Linked DNA regions of Mus musculus: region 1 is linked to region 2. The links are chromatin contacts, found by Hi-C or POLR2A ChIA-PET in ENCODE. All regions are on one chromosome and are shown on one strand. Each heading gives the region's core, a stretch centred on a gene start or an enhancer-like site at or near the end of the contact. The rest is flanking DNA. Distances are from core to core; before and after follow the strand shown.

Region 1 (6,652 bases), core at 1,680-4,179, 40 kb before region 2:
TAATAGAAAGGATCTCTTTAAACTGCACTGGTGGTCACGCCAGCACCAGCATGCGGCTGCCGTGCCAGCGCAGGCTAGAAAGGACTTCAGCTTCCCTAGGGCCTGGGTTACAGAGGGTTGTGAGCTCATTCTGGGTCCTCTGCAAGAACAGCCAGCTCTCCAGCCCCATCATAGTTTCAGGACAGTCTTGCAGACTGGCATATAATTCTCCATCCTCCTGCCTCAGGAGTCCTGGAGCTAGGTCACCTCCGAGCACTGCAGCTGCTTCCTCCTTAGAGGCCACTGCAGGCCAGAAACAGGAAGTGGAGGTCAGGCTCAGCAGCAACTTGTCACTAACGCCCACCTAAGCTTGTGACCCTTGCTGCTCGAAAGTAAGCCACAAAAATTCAATCCCCAGAACCCCCCTGGTGGAAGTAGGGAAGTGACTTGTCCTCTGACAAGAAGACAGCTTGTCCTCTGAAGTCGCATGCCCCTCACACACAAATAAATAACTTTGTTTTAAAATAGGTATTTTAAAAAGATACAATCTAGTGCCTGGCCCTAAGAGGATACAAAGGCCCACTTGTTCTTATTTGGGAGCCTAGGTGGAACCCAAGGCCTCAAGTATGCTCAGCAAGCACTCTACACAAAGTTGTAACCACAACCCTCCCTCCTTTTTTCTTCCTGGCTTTTCAAGACAAGGTTTCTGTGTAGTTCTGACTGCCCTGGAACTCACTGTGTACAACAGACTGGCCTCAAACTCAGAGGTCCACCTGCTTCTGCCTCCCAAAGGCTGGGATTAAAGGTGTACTTACCACCTAGCTTCCCCTTTCCTTTCTGATCCTCAGTTTACCTTTCTGAAAAATGGGTTACTACTGGTAGCTCCTAGATCCATCCATTCTATCCTCCCTGTGGATAATGAAGATTCCCCAACTCAGAGACTCACCAGAATGTAGTCAGCCCACATGTCCCTAGCTGACTTCAAGGCTGCTTGGCGCAGTTTCATGACATGCTCGTAGCGGGAATCGGACCAGTGTTTGGGGCCTTCTTCGTCTGGGTAAGAGCTGCAAAGGAATAGCTATGGTGTGCACATTATAGGGCACCGTGGGGACCCAGAGAGCACAGTTACAGGGGATCATAGAGGACTTCACAGAGGTGGCAGGCAAGTGGATCTGAAGACCTCTGTGTGGAGCATGGGAGGGGGACAGGACACAGGGGCCTAAATGCCAGCCCAGCATGTGCAAGGGTCCAGAGGCACAAAAGCTACTGGCAAGCTGAAACCCAAGGAAAGCTCTGCATGGCTGGGGAGAGCCTGGGGCCACCGTAGTGCCTCTGAGAACAGGAGCGTGAGCATGCACACACATTATTGCACACTGTCCTACAGGTTCTGAGCCTGATGCAGTAGTGCTGGGTGATTCTAGCACTCAGGAGACTGAGACAGGAGGCTGGCAACTGCCTCAGTCTGAACTACACAATAAGACAGGCTGGCAACTGGCCTCAGTCTGAACTATACAGTAAGACAGGCTTATCAGGAAGTTAAACAGGAGAGTGGATGCTGGCAAGACCCTAGACACAGCAGTAGGTAGCCACCAGACACAAAGGAATTCAGCCACAAAGGTGTGGCAGCTGTGTCCAAAGTTGCACAATGGAGTGAAGGACAACGGGACAAAGGTCTGCTGAGAGGATAGGGACCTGGTGGGGAAGCTGACGATAGAACTGGAGCATTCTAGATCCTACCTTCCCAAGCTTCAGTACTCCAGTCGGGGATTTGAGGCTCACCTGGGTTCCTCTGCCGGTCGCCACTCCACAGAGTGGTATAAACCCTTCACTGCCACCAGCCACTCTCGAAGTATGGCTGAAGTGTTGTCAGTGTTGTGATCTGTGGCCACCCTGTGAGCACAGACAGGACAAGATGATGGCACTGGGGGTTTCCCAACCTGGCTCAGACCCATCAGCTATAACACCCTGGATAAAACTCGCTACACTCCAAGCCTGTTGCCCATCCATCGGTGACAGGGGAGTAAAGATGACACCCAGCTCACTAGTACACAACTGAACAGAACCTGCTGGTTTGGAAAGCACATTGGTGTGAGACCCTGTCACAAAGATAAGTTCATTAACTTTGTTAGCGTGGAATGCTGGCCCGAGCCTCAGGAATCTTATCTGGAAGTCCCGGAGTTCGCTATAAGGGTCTGGAAGCACCAGCCTGGCCCATTCTAAGGAGTCAGAGGTTCTAGGATGGTAGCTCGCTGTGAGGGCTGGCAGCAAATCAGAACAGATTCCTAAGTACCTGAGGGGAGGAGGCAGCAGCTTGGGGTCCCAAGCCGCAGTGGGGACGAGCCCGGGCACTATGGATATAGAGCCGAGCCCCCTCAAGTGCGTAATCCCTGGGGTACATAACTCAGGTCCTCAGAAAGAGGACCGAGTCTCCGCAGCGCACAGCCGAGCCCAAGTGCATAGCAACCTCCCTCCGGTAGAGACTTGAGTCCCGCCTAGTCCCGGTGCACCGCGCAAGGGCCCGCAGCTCACCACAGCGCCGTGCGCTCCCGTGGGTGGCGCAGCTGCTCCAGGGCGCCCAGCGTGGCGGGCAGCGCGGGTGCCGCGTTCCGCGCCAGCAGCGCGATGAGCACGCGCGGCGCCTGTAGCGGGGACTCGGGGCTCCAGCGCTCCTCTGGAAAGTAGCCGTCCGCGCCGCGCGGGCCGCCCAGCGGCGGCAGCAGTAGGAGCAGTGGCAGCAGCGGCAGCCCGCGTGACCCGCGTGGCAACGCCGCCATCGCGCCACGCGTCGCCTTTAAGCAGCTTTTCTGCCGGGGGACGAGGGCCGCGCCTTAAAGGAGTCGGCGGCGGGAAGGACACATCCAGGTCCCACCCCTGACACGCTCCTTAAAGGGAAGTGGCCCGCGGGTCATACTGTGAGTCCTGGAGAGAGGCATGACAAGGCTACGCCTTTAAAAGCTTCCACTGCTTTCCGCCGACCGCAATAACCCGGTCACAAGACGTCACTTGCGGGGAGGTTCCGGAAGCCCCGCCCCTAGCTCGAGCTTTAAAGACACAGACAGTTCTTTGACCACGCCCTGAGAGTGTTCTGTTTTGGAGCCCTCTAATCTCACGCGGTGGCTCTTTACAGAAGCTTCTTCTATTTAGAACCATGTCATCTCAGTTTCCAAGGTTGCGACATGGTTATTTTTGTTTGTTCGTTGCTCCATTTAAGAAGCCATCGAGCCGGGCAGTGGTGGCCCACGCCTTTAATCCCAACACTTGGGAGGCAGAGGCAGGCGGATTTCTGAGGTCATGGCCAGCCTGGTCCACAGAGTGAGTTCCAGGACAGCCAGGGCTACACAGAGAAAGCCTGTCTCGAAAAATCATTAAAAAAAAAAAAAGCCAGCGAAATGGCTCAGTGGGTAAAATCGCTTGCTACCATGTCTGAGGATCCAGAATCCTCAGTCCCCAAATTGTATTGCCCTCTGGCCTTCTTAAAAATGGCTTGTGTGGGGCTGGTGAGATGGCTCAGCGGGTAAGAGCACCCGACTGCTCTTCCGAAGGTCCAGAGTTCAAATCCCAGCAACCACATGGTGGCTCACAACCATCCGTAACAAGATCTGACTCCCTCTTCTGGTGTGTCTGAAGACAGCTACAGTGTACTATTGTTATAATAACAAATAAATCTTAAAAAAAAAAATGGCTTGTGTGCGCCCCTTCCTGCTCTTACTGTTGTTTTCATTTTCTGTGTTTCAGTGTTTTGCCTACATGTACGGCTGTATAACGTGTGTGTGTGTGTGTGTGTGTGTGTGTCCCTGTTCTCCAAGGAGGTTAAAAGAGGGCATCAACTCCTCTAGAACTGGAGTTGCGGATAGTTGTCAACCACTGTGTGGTGTTGGAAATAGAACACCACTCAGGTCTGAGCACCTTTACCTACAGAACCATCCCACTAGCCCATTTCTCCTGGTTTGTTTTTAAAACAGGTTCTTACTCGGCAAGCTCACTCTATAAATTCACAGCTATACTTCTGCTTCATTCTCCTGTGTTCTGGGACAGGCATATACCACCAGGCCAGCAGACTGGTAAAATCCACATAGATTTTCCTACTCTGGTCCCTAGCCTCTAGAGGACCCTAGGGTCCACAAGACATCTCCTGATAGGTTATTTCTCCACCACTGGTGAAATGAGCCAATTTATGCCAGATTCGATTATATTAAAGATGGGTAGTTTTACTGGGGAGCTGCACTCGCTGACTGGCCCCAAGGATTGAGTGACATCACGGTGGGGGAAGGGAGAATGAGAAAGGGTGTGTACAACCACCACCCACAATGTCCTTCTGTAAAAGGAGTGATTCCCATTTGAACCCAGTTGAGTAGGTTTTCTGGAGACACTGATCATGTTTCCATGGGAACTCTTCCAGGCTTTTTTGTTTTGTTCTGTTTTTCTGAAACAGGGTCTCTCTGTGTAGCTCTGGCTGTCCTGGAACTCACTGTGTAGACCAGGTCTGGAACTCAGGAGATTCTCCTGTCTGTGCCTCTGGAGTGCTGGGATTAATAGCATGTGCCACCATGTCCCAGCCCTTCCAGGGTATATTTGCCCATAATCATGCTAACAACATTTATAAATAGTAATTCTTAGCTAGTTAGTGCTGGTAACCTGTCACTCCCAGGTCCAGATAAGGTTTCAAGATCATCCTCAGCTACCCAGAAAGGTTCAGGGAAGCTGGGGCTACAGGAGTGTACGTTTCAACTGAAAAACAAAAGAAAATGAAAAAAACAACAATAAACTTTTCTCCAGGTTTGGGATTACTCATCTAAAATCCCAACCCTTGGGAAGCTGAGACAGGAGGATCCCTGGGAGTTGGCCACTTGCCTTGGTTATAAAGTATCCAGACCTGTTATCATACAAAGAAATGTCTGGTACTCCCTCAAGTCAAACACATGTTTGTGTATTTCTGGAAAAGAAAGTACTCATTCTGAGGGGTGGCAGGGCAAGCTAACAGGTCAATGTTGGGGCACATATATGAGTGTCAGTTTGAGTGCATGTTTGAAATTTTTTATTTAAAAAAAAAATACAAAAACTACAAGACCCTTAAAGTCTATACCCTGGGGCTGGTGAGATGGCTCAGTGGGTAAGAGCACCCGACTGCTCTTCCGAAGGTGCAGAGTTCAAATCCCAGCAACCACATGGTGGCTCACAACCATCTGTAACAAGATCTGATGCCCTCTTCTGGAGTGTCTGAAGACAACTACAGTGTACTTACATATAATAAATAAATAAATCTTTAAAAAAAAAAAGTCTATACCCTGTAGACTTCATGAAATCTCAACCTACGGAAGTAAACTAAAATGACAGCCGGTGCTGGCAACCAACAGGTGCTCTCAAAGAAGGCAGTGGGTCACATTCTTGCATGCCTTGATTCTGGAATTAGCGTCTGCATTGTAGCCTGGGTCACAGTGGACACTGGCTGCATCCACAGAGATAGACGTAAGATGTATAAGTTAAATTAAAATGTTCTAGTGCAAAGGCAGGGATGGGGTGGGATGGACGGGAGGTACGGGGTGAAGGGGGCAGATAAGGGCTGAAGCTGACACAGCTGGACTGCTTGGGTGGTTGTCCTCTCTCCCCACCCCCCATCCCCACCTCTCCTGGTCCACACACCTTCCCAACTTCCTCCAGACCCTGCAGGGAGCACCAGTGAAAGCCCCTGGAATTGCCTGGAAGCAGCTGGGGAAGCAGCGACCTAGGGTGGGGGGCCAGGGCAAGGAGAGGTTGGCAGTGCTGGCCCAGAAGCCAGGACAAGGCTCTGGTCAATCAAGCTTGAAGCCCTGGGCATTTTAAAGTTCAATTTAGTCATTCAAACAGTTTTTAATCAAGCAATTGATAAATGTAAAAACAGGGCCAGTGAGACAGCTTAGCAGGTACTTGCCACTAAGCTTGGTGAGTTTGATCCTCAAGACCCACTAGATGGAAAGAGAAAACCCAACTCCTGTAAACTGTCCTCTGACCTCCACAGGCTCACACATGTGCCGGGACACACACATACAAAGTAAACATATTTAAAAAGAAAGGTACAAATGTTTATGAAAAAATAAGTCATTACATGTATCATATTAACAGAGGTTTTGGGTTGTTTTTTTAGAGACGGTATCTTATTATGGTAGGGTAGGCTAGCTCAGAACCTGAGTGTACAAATTTTAGCAGGAACACCATCTATGATGCTTTGTTGAATACATAAGTTACAAAGCCAGAAGCGTTCATACCCTTGGCCCAGGGAGGCCACTCCAGGTCTTTATCCACTGTCCTCCAGGATGGGTGTGGGTGGGTCAAGACTCTGCTCTCGACTGTTCTTGGAAGCCATGTTGTATGGAGTGGCCGCATTTGGCCTGCAGAGTAAGTCTCTCTCTCTTTCTCTCTCTTTCTCTCTCTTAGAGCTGAGCGTCAGCTTCCTCCTCTGTGAAATGACAGCTGTCATCTGGATGTTCCCTGTCTTACCAGGCACAAGAATGTCACTTGTTACAAGCTGGGTGTGGGGCCTGAAGGATCCACACAGGTAATGAGGTGGAAGTGTGGTCAGGACTCACAAATCAAGAAAAACTGACTGACTGTGCTGTGGAACACAGTGGATTGGCCAGATGTGGATGGGTCACAGTTGTGGAACACTCTGGAGATTCCCGAAAAAATGCTAGCCTGC
Region 2 (6,795 bases), core at 757-3,256:
CCCTCACTCAGACATACATGCAGGAAAAACACCAACACATATGAAATAAAAATAATTTAAAAAAAAAACCAACAAAACAAAACAACAAAGACAATGAGAAAAGACAATTCCAAAAGTGAAGGCTGTTCACAGCAGCCAGCCAGGTTTGCAGTCACACTGCCACACCTGCCAATGGCCTCCTGTCATACTGGGTGAGTTATACACCCATGCTCTGCTTTCTTCTGCTCATTAAAACATATGTGAGAGCTTGTATGTGTGTATGTGCACACATGGGCACAGGAGCCTGCAGTGGACAGAAGATGGCGGCAGATGACCTGGAACTAGAGCTTGGTAGTGAGCCAGACCCAGGCCCTCTGGAATAGCATCAAGCCTTCTAGGTGCTGAGCCATCTCAACAAGTGGACTACACTCATTTTAACACTGCCACTGGCCCGTTAATCCCAGAGCCTGAGGCAGGAGGATCTCAAGTTCCAGACCAGCCTGGGAAAGAAAGACAAGACAGAGGAATGGGGAGAAAGACAAAAAAGAGAAAAGGAAGAAATGGGAAACTGAATTTCATGAAAGCCTGTCTCCCAAGGTAAAGCAAAGACTGAGCCTGGGCTCAGTGGGCAGAATGCAAAAGTCCTGTGCTACACCCTGGCACAGCAGCAACCTCATGTGTCACCCTAGTACAGGGGAGATAAAGGGAGAGGATCGGGAGTTCCAGGACAGCCTGGGCTCCATGAAGAGTTCCAGGCCAGCCTGGGCTACATGAGAGCCCATTTCCCAAAACAAGACCTGGAGTCCTTGGGAGCGACTGTCACTCCTCACAGTGTCATCTCTGACCACATGACTAATTTGCTTCAAATGAAGTTTCTTTGCTTCTTTAGGAGAAGAAAAAACAGAAAGAAAGAGAGAAAGAAAGAGAGAAAGGAAGAAAGAAAGTCAATCCAGGAAGCAAAGGCAGGTGAGAACCACTAAAAAAAAGAAAAGAAAAAAAGAAAGAAAAAAAGAAAGCTCAGAGCCAGTAAGTCTGTGACCCCCCATTCCACACCATTCTGCTCTGCCCCCACCCCCATAAACCTGTTTCCTCACTCTTAACGATGCCCAGTCTGCCTCCCTGAAGATCTGTGAAGGCACCCAGATGGTCCCACAAGGGTTGACCTGAGACTTTGAATTCCATCAACACTAAGGTTACCCCAGAAGCCTCCATGTTCCCTGCACACCCTGACTCCTCAGAGACGCTGTGCATACACTGTGCATACATAGAGACCGTCCCACCGACCCTGAATAATAGTCAAAGTTCCACACTCACATGTTATCTGAGGGGCCAACACTACAGATTCTTTAGACACCCTAGTCCTGTAGATTCCGCAAGATGCTCCTTCACCCCAAACCTGTTCATTCCAAGAATCTGGACAGTGGGTCACCCCACTAATCCCACAGAAGCCTCTCACAGTCTACACCACGCCACCGGAACCCCTAGTACTCTCAATACCCACCAGCTACCCACTCTAACGGTGGCAAACGACCACCCTAACAATTCCCCCCAGAGTTCTGTCTTCTGCAGGACCCTGCAGAGCCCTCCAGTCAGTCATTCCACCTTCTGGCCCCAGCCCAGACAATAAAACCAAATTCAGGCCATAAGGGGACCCTCACACCACCCTGCAAGACTCTAGCTCGCCCGAGGGCCATGCATCCACGACCCCTAAATTTCAACTCCATCTACTTACAAGAGGTCTCGCCTCGCCGTCTTGCAGACGATACGCAGAAAGCGCCAGCCGCCGCCACCCACGTACACACAGAACGCCGCCGCCGCGCTCCAGGTCCACGGAAGTCCCAGAAACCAAAGCAGCGCCAGTGAGGCCACAGAGGCTGTTCCTGCTCCAGGAGCCCGCATCCTGCGGAGCACACAGCTGAGACCGCAGGTACCGCCTCCCACCTAGTCCTGATCCCGCCCAGGTCACGTCACAGACCCTGGCCGCGTTCTTTTTCCACACTGTAGCCTAAACCCAAACGCTTTTACTACAAGCCTGGCCCCGCCCCCAGCGTGTACCTTAGTATCAGGTCCCGCCCCGCCGCCGCTGAGCTAAGCACCAAGAAAGCCAAATCCAACCAGTTTACTTAACATTGACCGCCTCAAGGCCTGGGATTGGCTACTTCCATATCAATCTTTATCCTCCGCCCATCAAAGCCAGACCTCCCCCCTTCCCCAAGCACTGACCACGTGGCTAGACACCCCCACGGTCAAGCTCCACCCTTGAGCTTCAGCCCTCCAAGCCTGGGGTCGCCTAGTAACCCGCACACACCTAGGCCCTTCGCAGCCAATGGTCCAGGCCATGCCCTAATGTCGCCTCATCCCTCCTCTGTGTCTCAAAATTCACTTGTTATCCTCATGCTTATCCGGCCTCAGAGGCTGGGTGTTCCTACAAGGACAGCCTCCATCATCCCCCTCATCATTAGGCCACGCCCCAACTGAGGCCTCTTTCTCCGCCCACATTGGGAGCCTCAAATCAAAGTCCGGCAACCTGATCGAGGCTCCTCCTCCAGATGAAGGCCTGTGACCCCACCCCCCTAGCTCACAGGTGATCACTCTACCCTCAAATCCCTCCCTACAGGTGAAGCCTTTGACCCCGCCCTCAGCAGTCCCAACATTCCGCCCCCATCCGCACCTCCGCACTGACCCGGGCTACGCGCCAGGTGATGCCTATGGCTCCGCCCACAGGCGCGGGCCCGCCCACAGTCCCGAGACTATCTGGCATTCGGGACCCAGATTCTACCTGAGCCTCCCGCGTTGCCTCCAGGCTTCGACAGTCACTGTTCACAGAGAGGCCCGGTCCGTGCGGCCCACCTAGTCCCGCCCCAAACCTTCCAATCCGCGGCCAAAAGCTCTCAGCCCCTCAACCCGGCTCCGCACCGGCCGACCCCCTTCCGGAAGGCTTAGGCCATCGAGAAGAACCGCGGGCCAGAGAGCCCGCAACCCAACGAGACTCTCAAGCTAGAGCGGCTAGCCCAGGGTACCTACGAGTCTCCACGGCAACCAAGCGGTGAAAACAAGCAGGTGCTGAAGGCGGGGCTATGGCTCCAGGGGTGTGGCTCCGTCCCGCTAAATCCCAGAAAGTCTGCAAGATCCCCATCCCTGCGCCCATGACCCACTCCCGCCCAGCGCCTGCCTGTGCTGGAGCTTGCCTGATCCAGCTTGTCCTAGATCCAAGCCCCGAGGCTTCTCAGCATTCCAGACTCCGAGAAAGTCGAAATTCACACCCGGGGGTGGAGAGAGCTGCAAAGGCAGCTCTTTGAGATAAGGAGCCCCCAAATCCCAATTCTACCTCCCAAACCTTAACAAGTCACATCCCATTACCCCAGGGCTCACATCAGCTCCCATCCTCCCTCGACATGACCCTTTCTTGCACGCCAGGAGCACCCCCAAGAGACCGTAATGCACCCCAGAATCTCTTGTTGCTCCCCAAAGGCAAGAGCCCCCTCAAGCCATGTTAGCATTCCAGAATCCTAAGCGCCTATCCAGAGGCGCCCCAATCCCTAGCCTCTTGCTGGGGTGCCCCCACCCTTGCTGTCAAGATGACCTTCTGAGGCTTACAGATCCCTGGCCCTTGCTGCTCCCTCGCAGGTTCTCACAGAAGTCTGGACTGGGAAGTTCTGAGCTCAGGCCTAGCTGGTGGGTCCCTTCAGGGGATGAGCCCTTTGCAGAGTCCTGGGCGCTTCTCACAGCGCCCCTGAGTGCCTCTACCCTGTCCCTCCCTCCCAACCACCCTCCCACACCCCCCTGCCCACCCTGCGGACTAGCTTGTTTTCTGTCCCGCTTGGCCGACCTTCCCACAGCTCTCCTTGGGAAGAAGCCAGCCAGGGCCTGCTTCCAGCGCCACTCGAAGGCCAAGGCTGGGCAAGTGCGGCCCCACCCCCACCCGCAGCTGCCATTGGTCTCAGAGAGGTGGGTGGGATGGGGGTGGTGGTGGTGATGAAGATCTCGGCCCAGCCAGCCAGGGGTCAACAAGAACCCTCTAGACCAGCCCTCTCCCCCTCTACCCCAGTTTTACAGGTAAAGACACTGAATGCTGCAGCCGTCCCCCCCAGCTGGGATTCAGCCCTGCTGCCTGCCCTCCTACTTGCTCACTGCCTCCTCCTGTTTCGATGTTCCTGGAACATCTCCTGTGCCCTTTGCCCCACTTCCTCCTCTCCCCAGCTTGTGCCCTCTACTCCCTTCCTCTTTCTTCGCACCCCCCCCCTTCTCCTAGTTTATAGAGTGCTAAGTTTAAGCTCTTAGGCTTAGGTTTAGGGCTCTTGACCCCTCATCAGATTCTCTGCACCTGCTCCCCATCCTTGCTCCCCAAAATCTGAAAGGTTGATGGCAGGCTGACTAGCTGGCTCTGCAGGTAAAGGCAATTGCTGCCAAATCTGAGGACTTCTGCTTGAACCCCAGGACCCACATGGTGAAAGAGAACTCCCAAGAGTTGTTTTCTGACTTCCACACACAGCACATCATACGTTTGCACACACATATGTACATACATACAAAGAAATGAAAATAAAGGCTGGTGGCTTGCCTCTGAGCCCCATTTTAGGAAGAGGGAGGAAGAGGCTTGTGAGGCTGAGGAGGCCTGAGCTATAAAGCTAGACCGTTCCTGACTGGGAAAGCTGAAGGTGTGGAAGAAGAGCCGCACTTGGTAGAATGCTTGCCCAGAAAGCAGGAAATCCTGGGGTCCTGCCTTTGCCTCATAAACAAGGCAGGGGTGGGAACTCCAAGGTCAACACTGGCTGCATAGCAAGTGGAGATTGCAGCGGGACACAGAGACCTGGGAGATGGAAGGAAGGCTCCTGTACTGACACCTTTAAAGCTAGCACAGTCAGTGCTCGTGACTAACCCCAGAGCTGACACTCGAGCAGAGTGGCCTTTATCATCTGCTTGAAACTGATGGAGATAGCTGAGCATGCCCAGGACTGAAGAGAGGGCTCAGCTGGTAAAGGCGCTTGCCGCCAAGCCTGGTGACCTGAGTTCAATGCCCAGGATGTAAGTGAAAGCAGAAAACCAATGCCAGCATGTTTTCCTCTCCTCACCATAAGAGCATTGTGCATGTGTGACCTCCTACCATAAACATGTTAAAACAGTGGGACATGCTCAGGGATGGGAGTCCACAGGACCTTGCTTTGGAAATGACACCTGTGTTCCTTCCTGTGGCAGAAAATGAACGTTTCTGCAGTCTTCTGCTCTCCTCTGTGCCTGCTCTGTCTTTGCAGACACCAGGATTCACACCCTAGTACAGCAGGAGGGTCAGGGTCAACCTTGGCTACATAGGGAATCTGAGGAGAGCATGGGCTACAAGAAATCCTCTCTCGAAGACAAGGCCTGACAGTACTAGTGCACGCCTATAATCTGAGCACTTGGGAGCCAGAGGCAGGTGGATCTCTGAATTCAAGGTCAGCCCAGGTTACAGAGTGAGTTCCGGGACAGCCAGGGCTACACGGAGACCCTATCTCCAACAACAACAACAACAAAAATAAAAACAAAAGTTCTTTAAGTTGTATGGGAGCATGTCCAACTTCCTTGAGCACAACTACCTTGAGTGACACACCTTGAAAGTAAGGGGACACACTTACTGGAGTTTATTGTTTTGTTTTATTCTCTGTTGTGGACAGCGGAAGCCAGGCCCTGAGCCATGCCTCCTCCTCACTGGGGTATTCTAGGCAGGGGCCCCAGTTGCAGCAGTGCCCCAGTTCCTCTCTTTTTTTTTTTTTTTTTTTTTTTTGACATATCTCAGGATGTCCTGGGTCTTGCAGTGATCCTTCTGCCACAGTGCTGGGCTCAGACTCTGTTTTGTTAGTATCTTGCAGTAGTGTGGCTCTGTTGAAGGTTCATGAGGCCTCCCTCCCCCAACCCCCAATTCTGGCTCTGTAGAGGTCAGCAGGAGGATCTAACCAGGCTAATCTGGTTTCTGAGGGTATTATTCTTGGGGGCCCTGAGAATCAGCAGGCTCCAGGCCACATCGGATCCCTCTCTGGGTCCCCAGCTCCTTGCATACTGCTACCATGGCATCTCTCTTCTCTGGACGCATCTTGATCAGGAACAACAGCGACCAGGATGAAGTGGAGACAGAGGCAGAGCTGAGCCGTAGGTTAGAGAATCGTCTGGTGTTGCTGTTCTTCGGCGCCGGCGCCTGTCCCCAGTGCCAGGCCTTTGCCCCAGTCCTCAAAGACTTCTTCGTGCGGCTCACTGACGAGTTCTACGTGCTGCGGGCAGCACAGCTGGCCCTGGTCTATGTGTCCCAGGACCCTACAGAGGAGCAACAGGACCTCTTCCTCAGGGACATGCCTGAAAAATGGCTCTTCCTGCCGTTCCATGATGAACTGAGGAGGTGAGGCCCCAGGGAAGACCAGGGAGGGCTTCCTGGAGAAGGCATTTCCCTGGAGGTTTACTGTCCTGGTACTACTTGTGCATAAAGAGGTATTCCTCCACCACCACCCACAGGGGAAAAAAAAAGAGGTGTTCCATCCCTCTTCCATCACAGCCCAATGAAGCAGACAGATAGGAAGTAAAGGCTCAGAAAAACACAGGTAGTCTCACAGGCCTGCCATCCTAATACTTGGAAATGAGACAAGAGGATTGCTACAAGCTCAAGGCTAGATCTAAAAACAAGAGGTGGGGACTGTAGCTCAGTTCCTGGAGTGCTGGTCCTGAATCCCCAGCATTGCATAAACCCACATGGGGTGCATACCTGCAATCTCAACCCAAGGAAGGCATAACTATCAGGAGTTTGAGGCTAACCTGGACTACATAGGGTGGCCCTGCCTCCAAATCAATAAA

The links. Hi-C counts contacts between places; a loop is a spot of excess contacts on that map. ChIA-PET counts read pairs that join two places held with the same protein, here RNA polymerase II (POLR2A).
Region 1: POLR2A ChIA-PET joins it to region 2 with 71 read pairs in embryonic stem cell. The contact joins the promoter of Colgalt1 here to the promoter of Slc27a1 in region 2. A Hi-C loop is called at or near these places in 3 of 37 maps with a recorded cell type or tissue (Patski, T-helper 1 cell and mouse embryonic stem cell). POLR2A ChIA-PET finds 5 or more read pairs at or near these places in 4 of 5 experiments (Patski and embryonic stem cell).

What each region holds. Positions count from the first base shown.
Region 1 is chr8:71,607,301-71,613,952 of GRCm38, reverse strand. It overlaps Colgalt1 (collagen beta(1-O)galactosyltransferase 1), which reads right to left and starts at 2,929. Exons shown (of 12, transcript NM_146211.3): 1 at 2,509-2,929; 2 at 1,759-1,869; 3 at 926-1,043. The coding sequence starts at 2,753. Niban3 (niban apoptosis regulator 3) reads right to left here. Exons shown (of 15, transcript NM_001384129.1): 15 at 5,807-6,448. The coding sequence ends at 6,387.
Region 2 is chr8:71,565,805-71,572,599 of GRCm38, reverse strand. It overlaps Slc27a1 (solute carrier family 27 (fatty acid transporter), member 1), which reads right to left and starts at 2,006. Exons shown (of 12, transcript NM_001357182.1): 1 at 1,712-2,006. The coding sequence starts at 1,878. It overlaps Nxnl1 (nucleoredoxin-like 1), which reads left to right and starts at 5,951. Exons shown (of 2, transcript NM_145598.2): 1 at 5,951-6,346. The coding sequence starts at 6,021.